Linked DNA regions of Homo sapiens: region 1 is linked to region 2. Evidence: read pairs that join two places in POLR2A ChIA-PET (ENCODE). Cell type or tissue: PC-9. All regions are shown on one strand. Each heading gives the region's core, and the rest is flanking DNA. Links, peaks and the distances in the headings are about the cores only. Region 1 overlaps HSD17B3 (hydroxysteroid 17-beta dehydrogenase 3). Region 2 overlaps SLC35D2 (solute carrier family 35 member D2).

Region 1 (5,382 bases), core at 151-5,150, 60 kb before region 2:
TTAGGGAAAACTGTATGGAAGTTCCTTCAAATAATAACTACTTTATGATCCAGCTTCTGGCTATATATCCAAAGGAAATGAAATCAGTATGTCTTCAAGGTATTTGCACTCCCTTGTTCATTACAGTACTATTCACAATAGCCAAGATATGGAAGTAACCCCAATATCCATTAACAGATGAATAAGGAAAATGTGGCACACACACACACACACACACACACACACACACACAATGGAATATCATTTAGCCTTTAAAAAGAGAAGGAAATCCTGACATTTATGACAACATGGATAAATGTTGGACATGGATAAATGAGGAGATTATGCTAAGTGAAATAAGTCAGACACAAAGACAAATACTGCATGATCTCACTTATATGTGGAATCTAAAACAGTCAAGCTCATGGAACTACAGAGTAGAATGTTGCTGCTAGAGGCTGGGGGAGGGGTAAATGGTGAGATGTTGGTCAAGGGACACAAAGTTTCAGTTATGCAGGATGAATGAGATCTAGAGAACTAATAGACATAGTTAACAAGGACATAGTTAACATAGAACATAATTAACAAGGCTGTATTATATGCTTGAAATTTGCTAAGAACTGTAAATCTCGTTTTCTCACCCCTCCCAAAAAAGAACAAGAAAAGATCATGGTAATGATATGAAATAATAGATACGTTCGTTAACTTGATTATGGTGATTATTTCACAATGTATACATATTTCAATATATTAAGAAGTCATACACTTAAATATATACAATTTTTATTTGTCAATTATTCATCAGTAAAGGTGCAAGGAAATATTCAATATTTTTTAAGTTAAAGGAGAACAAAATAAATACACAAAAATTAGATGGCAGTGCTCTTGAAATGGGTGTGGGGATGTGTGTGGAGAGGGTGGGTGCTGCGTGGGGCTTGAGTGGGGCCACCCTGCTTGTGTCCAGCTGGGCTGAGTGATTGTCTAAGGCCACAGCAATTACACACACTCCCTAAGGGAACTCTGTCTACAACTAGGCAGAAATGATGGGAACCATGAATTTGATGGTAGGCCATGAATTTGATGTCTTTATTTGATGTAAGCCTATTTGGCTGCTGTTAAGTATTGGGTTTTTCTTATAACCTCCAGTAATTAGAAATAAATGAGGACTGTAGGTACCCTCCCACAAAACCCAGCCAGCAGATGGTGCCTTACAAGGCAAGCAAGCTTCAGACTGAACTCTACCACACCTAAAACATCAAGCTGGATCAAAGAGTCAGGAACCTGTTCTTGAAAGCTCAGTGGAGCCCCAGCTCTCTGACCCTTAGGCAGTCTACTAAATGTCTTGCATGAGGGCTCATCCCCGGTAGATAAAATATTCTAAGGGGTGGATACAGTCAACCTTCTAGCTAAATCACATGGCAGAATCCTCCACTACGTGGCAGGATGTGGGACCAAATCACAGTTCAAGGCCATGAATGCTACTCTGCTATACCCACAGATATTACACCTGTAAATCAAAAAGTGTCTGAGACAGGTCTCAATCCATGCTGAAGTTTATTTTTCCAAGGTTAAGGACATTCCAGTGGCACAGCCTCAGGAGGTCCTGCGAACATATACCCAAGGTGGTTGGGCTACAACTTGGTCTTACATGTTTTAGAGAGACATAAGATATCCATCAATACATGTAAGATGTACGTTGCTTCTGTCCAGAAAGGCAAAACAACTCAAAGGGGTGGGTGTGGGGGGACTTACAGGTCATAGGTGGATTCAAAGATTTCCTGATTGGTAATTGGTTGAAAAAGTTTATCTAAACACCTGGAATCAAGAGAAGGGAGTGTCTGGGTAAGATAAGAGATTGTGGAGACCAAGGTGTTTATTATGCAGATGAAGCCTCCAGGTAGCAGGCTTTAGAGAGAATAGATTGTAAATGTTTCTTATCAGACTCCCAGTTAATTCTCTCCTGAATCAGGAAAATGACCTGGAAAGGGAAGGGGATTCTCTACAGACCATAGATTTTCCCCACAACAGAGAGCTTTGCAGGGCCATTTCAAAATGTGTCAAAGAAATACATTTGGGGGTAAAATACTTTGATTTCTTTTAGGGCCTGCTGTCTGTGATGTTGGTATCTTATTGCTACAAAGAGTCTGCTTTGTCACTCTTTTTTTTTTTTAGATGGAGTCTCGCTCTGTCACCCAGGCTGGAGTGCAGTGGCGCGATCTCGGCTCACGGCAAGCTCCGCCTCCCAGGTTCACGCCATTCTCCTGCCTCAGCCTCCCAAGTAGCTGGGACTATAAGCGCCCGCCACCACCCCTGGCTAATTTTTTGCATTTTCAGTAGAGGCGGGGTTTCACTGTGTTAGCCAGGATGGTCTCGATCTCCTAACCTGGTGATCTGCCCGCCTGGGCCTCCCAAAGTGCTGGGACTACAGGCGTGAGCCACTGTGCCCGGCCTGCTTTGTCACTCTTAAGGTCTCTGTGTTGATATCAGCGGTGCTCAGCTGTGCCTGAATTCCAAAGGGAGGAGGCCGTAATGAGGCATGTTCAACCACCCATCTCCATCATGGCCTGAACTGGTTTTTCAGGTTAACTTAGGAATGCCCTTGGCCAAGAGAAGGGGTCCATTCGATTGGTTGGGAGACTTAGAATTGTATTTTTGGTTCACATACTTTTGTTCATTCAAGGGTAGAAGTGCCTGTACAACATTTTTTCACCAATCCACTTATTTTGAACGACTATTCCACAGTATAAATAATTTCCTCAGGAAAATTACTTATAACATCTGTTAGGCTAGCAAGCCTTCTAATGAAGGTCAAGTTAGCTGAGGCATAGATGTTGATGAACTCTGATTTGTCATTTTTAAAAATAACTAAAAACTCAATTTATCCAGGGTTCTGGCAGAAATAGCACACTCAAACTGAGTAATTTGGAGAGAGTTTAATATGAAGAAACCACAAGGGACAGTGCAATAGGGTGGGGCTGGCAACACTGAGCTGCTGTTACCATGTCAGAGGTATTTGAGCCACAGCAACTCCATCTTAAATAGGAGCTGGGTGAAATGAGGCTGAGACCTACTGGGCTGCATTCCCAGATAGTTGAGGCATTCTATGTCACAGGGTGAGGTAAGAGGTCAACACAAAATACAGGTCATAAAGACCTTGCTGATAAAACAGCTTGCAGTAAAAAAGCCAGCTAAAACCCACCAAAACCAATATGGCGAGGAGAGTGACCTCTGGTCATCCTCATTGCTACACTCCCACCAGCGCCGTGACAGTTTACAAATGCCAGGGCAATGTCAGGAAGTTATCCTATATGGTCTAAAAGGGGAGGCATGAATAATCCGCCCCTTGTTTAGCATATCATCAAGAAATAACCATAAAAATGGGCAACCCGAGGGCTGCTCTGTCCATGGAGTAGCCATTTTTTATTCCTTTACTTTCCTAATAATCTTGCTTTCACTTTATGGACTCACCCTGAATTCTTTCCTGCTCAAGACCCAAGAACCTTCTCTTGGGGTCTGGATCAGGACCCCTTTCCTGTAACATCTTTCTGGTGACCACAAAGGGATTATAGTGTGAAAACCCCCTTCCCAAAGCCTAACTTTGGGTAAGTGGTGGGGTCTGGTAACATCTTTCTCACTAACCCTGAAGGCACAATACTAAAGAAGCCCCAATACTAAAGAAGCCCCCGACCCAAAAAAAATAGACTACAGCACTGATTGGATGGCTTTGGGTAAGTGGGGCGCATTTACCCGGGTAAAGGATGGGGCTGGGTTAGAGGCCCAACTTAGGGGAGTTAGAGCCTCTCCTAAGACAGAGCAGGTTAGAGGCCCTTCTTAATAAAAGGCAAGGGCACTTGACTAGCCTTGGGTTAGAGTCCTAACTTAGGAGGGTTAGAGTCCCTTCTAATATTTAGGGGGTTAAAGTCCCCTCTCAGAAAAGTCCCTCTCGTAAAGTCCCTCTTGGCTAAGAATGGGTTTGGCCCTACGGGATGTTAACTGCTTTTCTCTTTGGAATAATCTGCCTTTCGCTCTTTGCTAATGGCTGTGGGTGACAGGATTAGGCATGTACAGCATTGTGGTACACGGGGAACTTTTTCCTCCCTAAAAGGGGGAACTTAAGAGCTGATGAGACTGCAGGAAAAGATCCCTTCACTACTGACAAGCAGCCACCTGAACTTTTCAGCGTTGCTGCAATGGGTGGTTTTTTCTCTGGGCTCTGTGAGCGTCTCGCCTCCCCCACCCTGCCTCAGGCAATGCTTTCCTTTCTGTCTCCCTCTGTCTCTCTGCAAACTGGTTAAATGGTAAAAATCACTGCTTGTCTCCTCTGTAAAGTTTTGATTAATGGGAAAAAGGATTTGTGAGGCTAGTCGTAAGCTGCAGCAAATTTGGTGTGCTTTGTGTGTCTTTCTATATTGTTCTGCCACAAAGAGGGGTAACTTAGGATAGAACATGGGCATAGGACACCTGTAAGCCCGCTTTTCAAGATGGCCCAGCAAACTGGTCAGTTATGTCCTTGGGAGCTTGACCTTGTAACCATATGGCCGTGCTTTCTCTTTTCAGAATGGTGGCCTGGGTTCAAGGTTTGATTCGTGTCTTAGGGATGAGTCCTTTATTCTCTGTCTGTGTATTTATATATGTTGCATATGTGATATAAAAGAGCTTTGATTAATTGGTTTAAAAATAATAAGCGCTTAAATCAAATATTTTATGAGAAAAGTAAAAAGTGTAATGTCTTTTAGTTCATGTGACTTAAGTAATCTTTGAGAAATAAAGATAGTTTTAAAAATATTGGTAAAATAAAGACATTTGGTCTAAAGTTAAATAGGTCAAATATTAAGTTTACTTAATGCTTTAAGGTCATAAACTGCTTCTTTGACTTTTGAAAATTGTTCAATTTACCTACTTTGGCGCATTAGTTCTAGATAAGGCCAGGGACATGTGGAGTTAGCCACACCCCCTAGCTATGCTGGAGTCAGCCCTCATCTGCACTTCTGCCTGGTGTGTCCTGAGCTAGGCTCCACACTTGGCACATGATTAAAATTGCTTCCTAACCAGGTTTTTCACCAGAAGTAAAAGTTGCTAAGGGTTAACATTGTAACGTGTAATTAAGACTACTGAAGAAACAGTTCTACCTGTAAGGCATGTAAGGAAAGCAGAATGTGTTTTTGGTAAAAGATAATAAGAAGTCATGGGAATGTGGATTTTTCTGCCTGGATTAAAAGGTTAAAAGTTTAAGGAAATTTTGGAAGGTTTGTGAAAAAAATTAATATTGTAAAAGAAATTCTGTGTGTAAACATATTGGCTAAAATAAGAGAAGTATTTTATTCAGTTTTTCTGTAAACTCAACATTGGAATAAAAGCACAACAGGTTTCTTTCTTTTTTTTTTTTTTTTTTTTTTTTTTTTT
Region 2 (5,382 bases), core at 154-5,153:
GAGACAGGGTCTCACCATGTTGCCCAGGCTGGTCTCAAACTCCTGGGCTCAAGTCATCTGCCTGCCTTGGCCTCCCAAAGTACTGGGATTACAGGCATGAACCACCACACCCAGCCAAAAAGTTTATTCTTAATTAATAATGTAGGCAAGAAAAGTTTAAGGTCATAAACTGTTCTCAGGAACTTGCACATGCTTAGGAAGTATTGTGAACAAATAAACTATTATTTGCTACTTATAAAGCAATCAAGTAATTGGGGTGGAGGACATGGTAGACAAAGAAGTTTAAGACTTCATTTTTGGCCGGGCGCAGTGGCTCACGCTTGTAATCCCAGCACTTTGGGAGGCCGAGGCGGGTAGATCACCTGAGGTCAGGAGTTTGAGACCAGCCTGGCCAACATGGTGAAACCCTATCTCTACGAAAAATACAAAAATTAGCCAGGCGCAGGGGCAGGTGCCTGTAATCCCAGCTACTACAGGGGCTGAGGCAGGAGAATCACTTGAACCCGGGAGGCAGAGGTTGCAGTGAGCCGAGGTCACGCCATTGCACTCAGCCTGGGTAACAAAAGCAAAACTCCACCTCAAAAAAAAAAAAAAAAAAAAAAAACTCAATTTCTGCTCTCCAGGAATTTAATCCCTAGCTGAGAAAATAAAATTAACCCTCTTGAGGTGACAGGTGACAATAAGGAGTATTTTATTCATGGTTGGCCCCTGCCTGTATCCAAAAACGATCTGAAAGTGTCTGAAGACTGCCCGTAAGTATGTGCTCAATAACATGATCGAATATAAGTTCTACTCACTTTCTATTAAGCAATACTTTGTTAGCCAAGTTTTAGAAACTCAATGTATTTAAAATGAAATCTTTTAAGTTTATAATTCAAATTTTTAAACAATTAAGGTAGAATTCTCTTCTCCAATCTGTACCATCTTGTCACATTTCACTGTCATTGTTTCATGAGTAATGCTTTGCCCACTTCACTTCTCAAAAGGATACACATGACAAAAATTAGCTGGGCATGGTGGTGTGCACACTTGTAGTCCCAGCTACTGGGAAGGCTGAGGTGGGAGGATCACCTGAGCCCAGGAGATGGAGGCTGCAGTGAGCTGTGATGGTACCACTGTACTCCAGCCTGGGCAACAGAGTGAGACCCTGTCTCAAAAAAAAAAAAAAAAAATACACGTTAAATGTTCCTAATTGTTGAAACTGGCTGATGGGCATATATGTGGAGTTTGTCATGTCACTCCGTCTCCTTCTGTATATGTTTGACAGTTTCCTTGCGTCATAACACTTTTTGTTAAATGTTCACTTATGAAAGAAAAATATAATAAATATAAATCTGTCTTTCCAGCAAGCCCCAAGCTAATCAAAGGAGCAGAAAACTTCCAAAAGAATTAAAGCCAAAAAGTTTATGCTTAAGGTAGTCAAAGACCAAAACAAAACAAAACCACAAAAATCATGGGAAACACTTAGTGTCTGAAATTAAAATAAAATTGGGAATAAGAGAAATACTTAAGTTTTAAATTTCAAACCAAGGGTAGAAAAACATCTATTCTCTCAAAGAGCTAAAAGTATTTATGCAAACAGTAAAATATCAATCAATCCATTAATAAGAAATAAATAAAAACTCTATATGTGTTCCTGATACTACAAAATCCATTGAGGGCTATTTTGTGACTCTCATAAAATATTTAGATTCTTCACCAACCTAAATTTTGTTTTGTTTTTTTTTGAGATGGAGTCTCGCCCTGTCGCCCAGGCTGGAGTGCGGTGGCACGATCTCAGCTCACTGCAACCTCCACCTCTCGGGTTCAAGCGATTCTCCTGCCTCAGCCTCCCAAGTAGCTGGGACTACAGGCACTCGCCACCACACCCAGCTAATTTCTGTATTTTTAGTAGAGACAGGTTTTCACCATGTTGGCCAAGATGGTCTCGATCTCTTGACCTCATGATCTGCCCGCCTCAACCTCCCAAAGAGCCGGGATTACTGGCGTGAGCCATCGTGACCAGCCCCAACCTAAATTTTTATAGATTTTAGTTTTATTTCCTTAATAATGATGAGACGGTATTAGTGGCATTTTTAAAATAATGCAGCATGATTTATTTTTAAATCATAAAAAATAATGTAGCATTATTTATTTTTAAAAAGAAATAATCAAAGGTAAACAACAATAAAGCCCTTCTTCCTTTAGACTTACTGTTGGAACGTGAGTCTTTTTCACTTTGCACTCAGGGTTTTTTAATCAGGGAAAAAAAGTCCTATTATTTATCTCTATTCATCAACTGTAATATACTAGATGTACTTTGAACCTATTGCAGTGATTCAAATACTAAAGAAAGTTCACCCGCTGAGTATTTTCCAAGGGCCTAATTTGTTAACAAGAGAAGCTGTCATCTCTGACTTTGTTCATCAGAGATAGAATTGAGGCACTGTTAATAGATCTATTGACTGTGTAAGTCCAAAGTCTGGGCTTGAATTCCCGGAGGAATGAGTCACACACACACATTTACCACAATCTCTGATCTTCTCCATCGCTCCTAGTCCCAGTTAACCAGGGAAAATGACTCATCAAGTTTCTTTCCATTAACAAGAGAAGTTAACATTTTGCTCTAATTCATTAATCAGCTTTCAGAACACTCAAACCAAACTTGGTAAACAAAAAGCAATTTTATATTACAGGCTAACACACCTAATTCATTTCTTTCTCCTATTTGGTTTACAATCTAAAATGAATTCCACCACATTCAAAAGGGACCAATGGGAAGAAATTTGCCCTGATTCAGTGAATACAGAGCAATGTTAGTAGTGGAAATCTCACTGTTGTTTTTTGCTTTTTGTTTTTTATATGGGGTTGATGGCTTTTTTCTTGCAGATTACAGTGAGTGTCTCATATATTTTGGCATCTCGTCATACAATACTTTTAAAAACTAGTCAAACTTGGCTGGGCGCAGTGGCTCACGTCTGTAATTCTAGCATTTTGGAAGGCCGAGGCGGGCAGATCACGAGGTCAGGAGTTCGAGACCAGCCTGGCCAACATGGTGAAACCCTATCTTTACTAAAAATACAAAAATTAGCCGGGCATCATGGTGGCGGGCGCCTGTAGTTCCAGCTACTCAGGAGGCTGAGGCAGGAGAATCGCTTGAACCCAGGAGGCGGAGGTTGCAGTGAGTCGAGATCATGCCATTGCACTCTAGCCTGGGCAACAGAGGGAGACTCCATCTCAAAAAAAAAAAAAAAAAAAAAAAAAAAAAAACTAGTCAAATTTTTAACTCCATGACTTGACTTGTACTTTGTTATTTTATAGAAGGCCTTTTATTATGGTTATAACTATACTCTATATCTTCTAATTATAATTTTTCTTATTGGTTTTGAAAAACAAATCTATATAGTTAGCACTTTGGTCCATCTGGAATTTCAATGATTAGCAGTCACTCTGGCGGCTCGAAGGTACTTACAGACTTTCTAAAGGAACTTCTGTTTGAAATCTTTGAAGTCTGATCAAATAGAAGAGGCTAAACAGGGTAAATATTCGGATATTCCAGTACCACAAGCCAGAATAGGAGGAGGATATTCTCCTAGAGCATTAGGATTTAATAAAGTATATGTTAGCTGAGCACAGTGGCTCACCCCTGTAATCCCAGCACTTTGGGAGGCTGAGAAAGGCAGATCACTTGAGGTCAGGAGTTTGAGACCATCCTGGCCAACATGGTGAAACCCCGTCTCTACTAAAAATACAAAAATTAGCTGGGTGTGGTGGTGCGCTCCTGTAATGCCAGCTACTCAGGAGGCCGAGGCAGGAGAATTGCTTGAATGTGGGAGACAGAAGTTTCAGTGAGCCAAGATCATGCCACTGCACTCCAGCCTGGGTGACAGAGTGAGACGCTGTCTCAAAAATATAAAATAAAATAAATAAAAATAAAGTATATGTTAGGTCTCTTGTACTTTCTATAAGGGAAGGATATGTTTTCACACATGAAGGAGAAAACAAACACTTTTCATATACAAATGAAGTAAATAAAGATGACAGTGGAGGATGTGTTTCTAGAGCCAGAGTGCCTGGACTGACCACCTGCTATCCTTGGGAATGTATTTAAGCACAATGCCCTAGATGCTTTGCCTATACGATAGAAATAGTAACAGGACCTTCTCTTCTGCTGTGGAAATGCAGTGAGATAGTTCATGAACAATGCTTTGAAAAATGTCTGACATAATAAGCCCTCAGCAAGTATTAGCTATTATTATTATCACATGAGAAAGCAGAAGATTCCACATGATAATCATTACAGGCAGAGGGCAACTTCTGAAAACACCATGCTACAAGTTTATAAGTCAATGACGTTGATGTAAGAACACATATTTCTTCTGAAACAATGTTATACATTATTAACATAATACACCTAATCTATTTTACTCATAAAGAACCTAAAATTCAGTTTCTGGTCACTATGCCTTTCATAGTGTTGTTGCCATGGGGAAATATGCTTTTAGCCCCAGTGAGATGTTTTAACAATATTTAGGAGTTTCTAGATTTATATTTTTGGAAAAAAAAAATATATATATATCTAAAATACCAGAATTTCAGAACAGATAAACTCCGCTGATTTAAAAAAACAAAACAAAACAAAAACAAAAAAAAACCCTCGTTTCTATAATAATGAAAGGAGACAAGCCTCTAGGACCACTTCATTAAGAGTTCATAATTTTTCTTTTTATCTTTTTTCCTTTTTTTTTGAGATGGAGTCTCGCTCTGTCACCCAGGCTGGAGTGCAATAGCGTGATCTCGGCTCACTGCAACCTCTGCCTCCCAGGTTCAAGTGATTCTCCTGCCTCAGCCTCCTGAGAAGCTGGGATTACAGGCACCCGCCACCATGCCTGGCTTATTTTTGTATTTTTACTACTACTAAAAATACTCTCTACAAATGGGGTTTCATCACGTTGGCCAGGCTGGTCTCAAACTCCTGACCTCAGGTGATCTGCCTGCCTCGGCCTCCCAAAGTGCTGGGGTTACTGGTGTGAGCCACCTCGCCTGGCCAAGAGTTCATAATTTTGTTTTGTGTAATGTTGGAGCACTGACTCAGTTTAAAATTGATTGATGGTAGCTGAAAAACAAATACTGTGTTTTCAGGTATCATGCCCTGCTCATTCTTACTAGAGAGGTGCAGGTGCCCGCTTTATCTTCCAAAACGGAATTAACAGGGAGGCTCAGGTTCACAACGTTCTAAATAACCCGAAAAAGAGAGCTCTTTATCGAGATTGGTGCCACTTGGTAGTTTTCCATATAAACCCGTGGAAATGGCTGTTTGTGCCCGGGGACGAGGTTGCTAAGCCCTTCTGCTGATCCCTCCTTCTGGGAAGAGAATTGGACAAGTGAGAAAGTCCAGCTGGA

What was found. ChIA-PET counts read pairs that join two places held together with the same protein. Peaks named below come from ENCODE experiments on the same cell type or tissue, not always from the same donor. Only the 100,000 strongest peaks of a DNase experiment are listed, where the experiment ranks them.
Region 1: POLR2A ChIA-PET joins it to region 2 with 5 read pairs; 3 of 35 experiments call an interaction of 5 or more read pairs at or near these places.

The regions. Positions count from the first base shown.
Region 1 is chr9:96,277,640-96,283,021 of GRCh38, forward strand. The region is part of intron 2 of HSD17B3 (hydroxysteroid 17-beta dehydrogenase 3); the gene reads right to left. All of the region lies in intron 17 of SLC35D2-HSD17B3 (SLC35D2-HSD17B3 readthrough), which reads right to left. Among named protein-coding and RNA genes, the nearest start is that of HSD17B3, 22 kb to the right of the region's middle. In PC-9, for the core only: no CTCF peak of the experiment used is centred there; a DNase peak (open chromatin) is centred at 2,532.
Region 2 is chr9:96,337,402-96,342,783 of GRCh38, forward strand. The region is part of intron 8 of SLC35D2 (solute carrier family 35 member D2); the gene reads right to left. All of the region lies in intron 8 of SLC35D2-HSD17B3 (SLC35D2-HSD17B3 readthrough), which reads right to left. Among named protein-coding and RNA genes, the nearest start is that of HSD17B3, 38 kb to the left of the region's middle. RefSeq lists an enhancer at 5,077-5,382. In PC-9, for the core only: no CTCF peak of the experiment used is centred there; a DNase peak (open chromatin) is centred at 2,490; H3K27ac peaks cover 2,353 bases.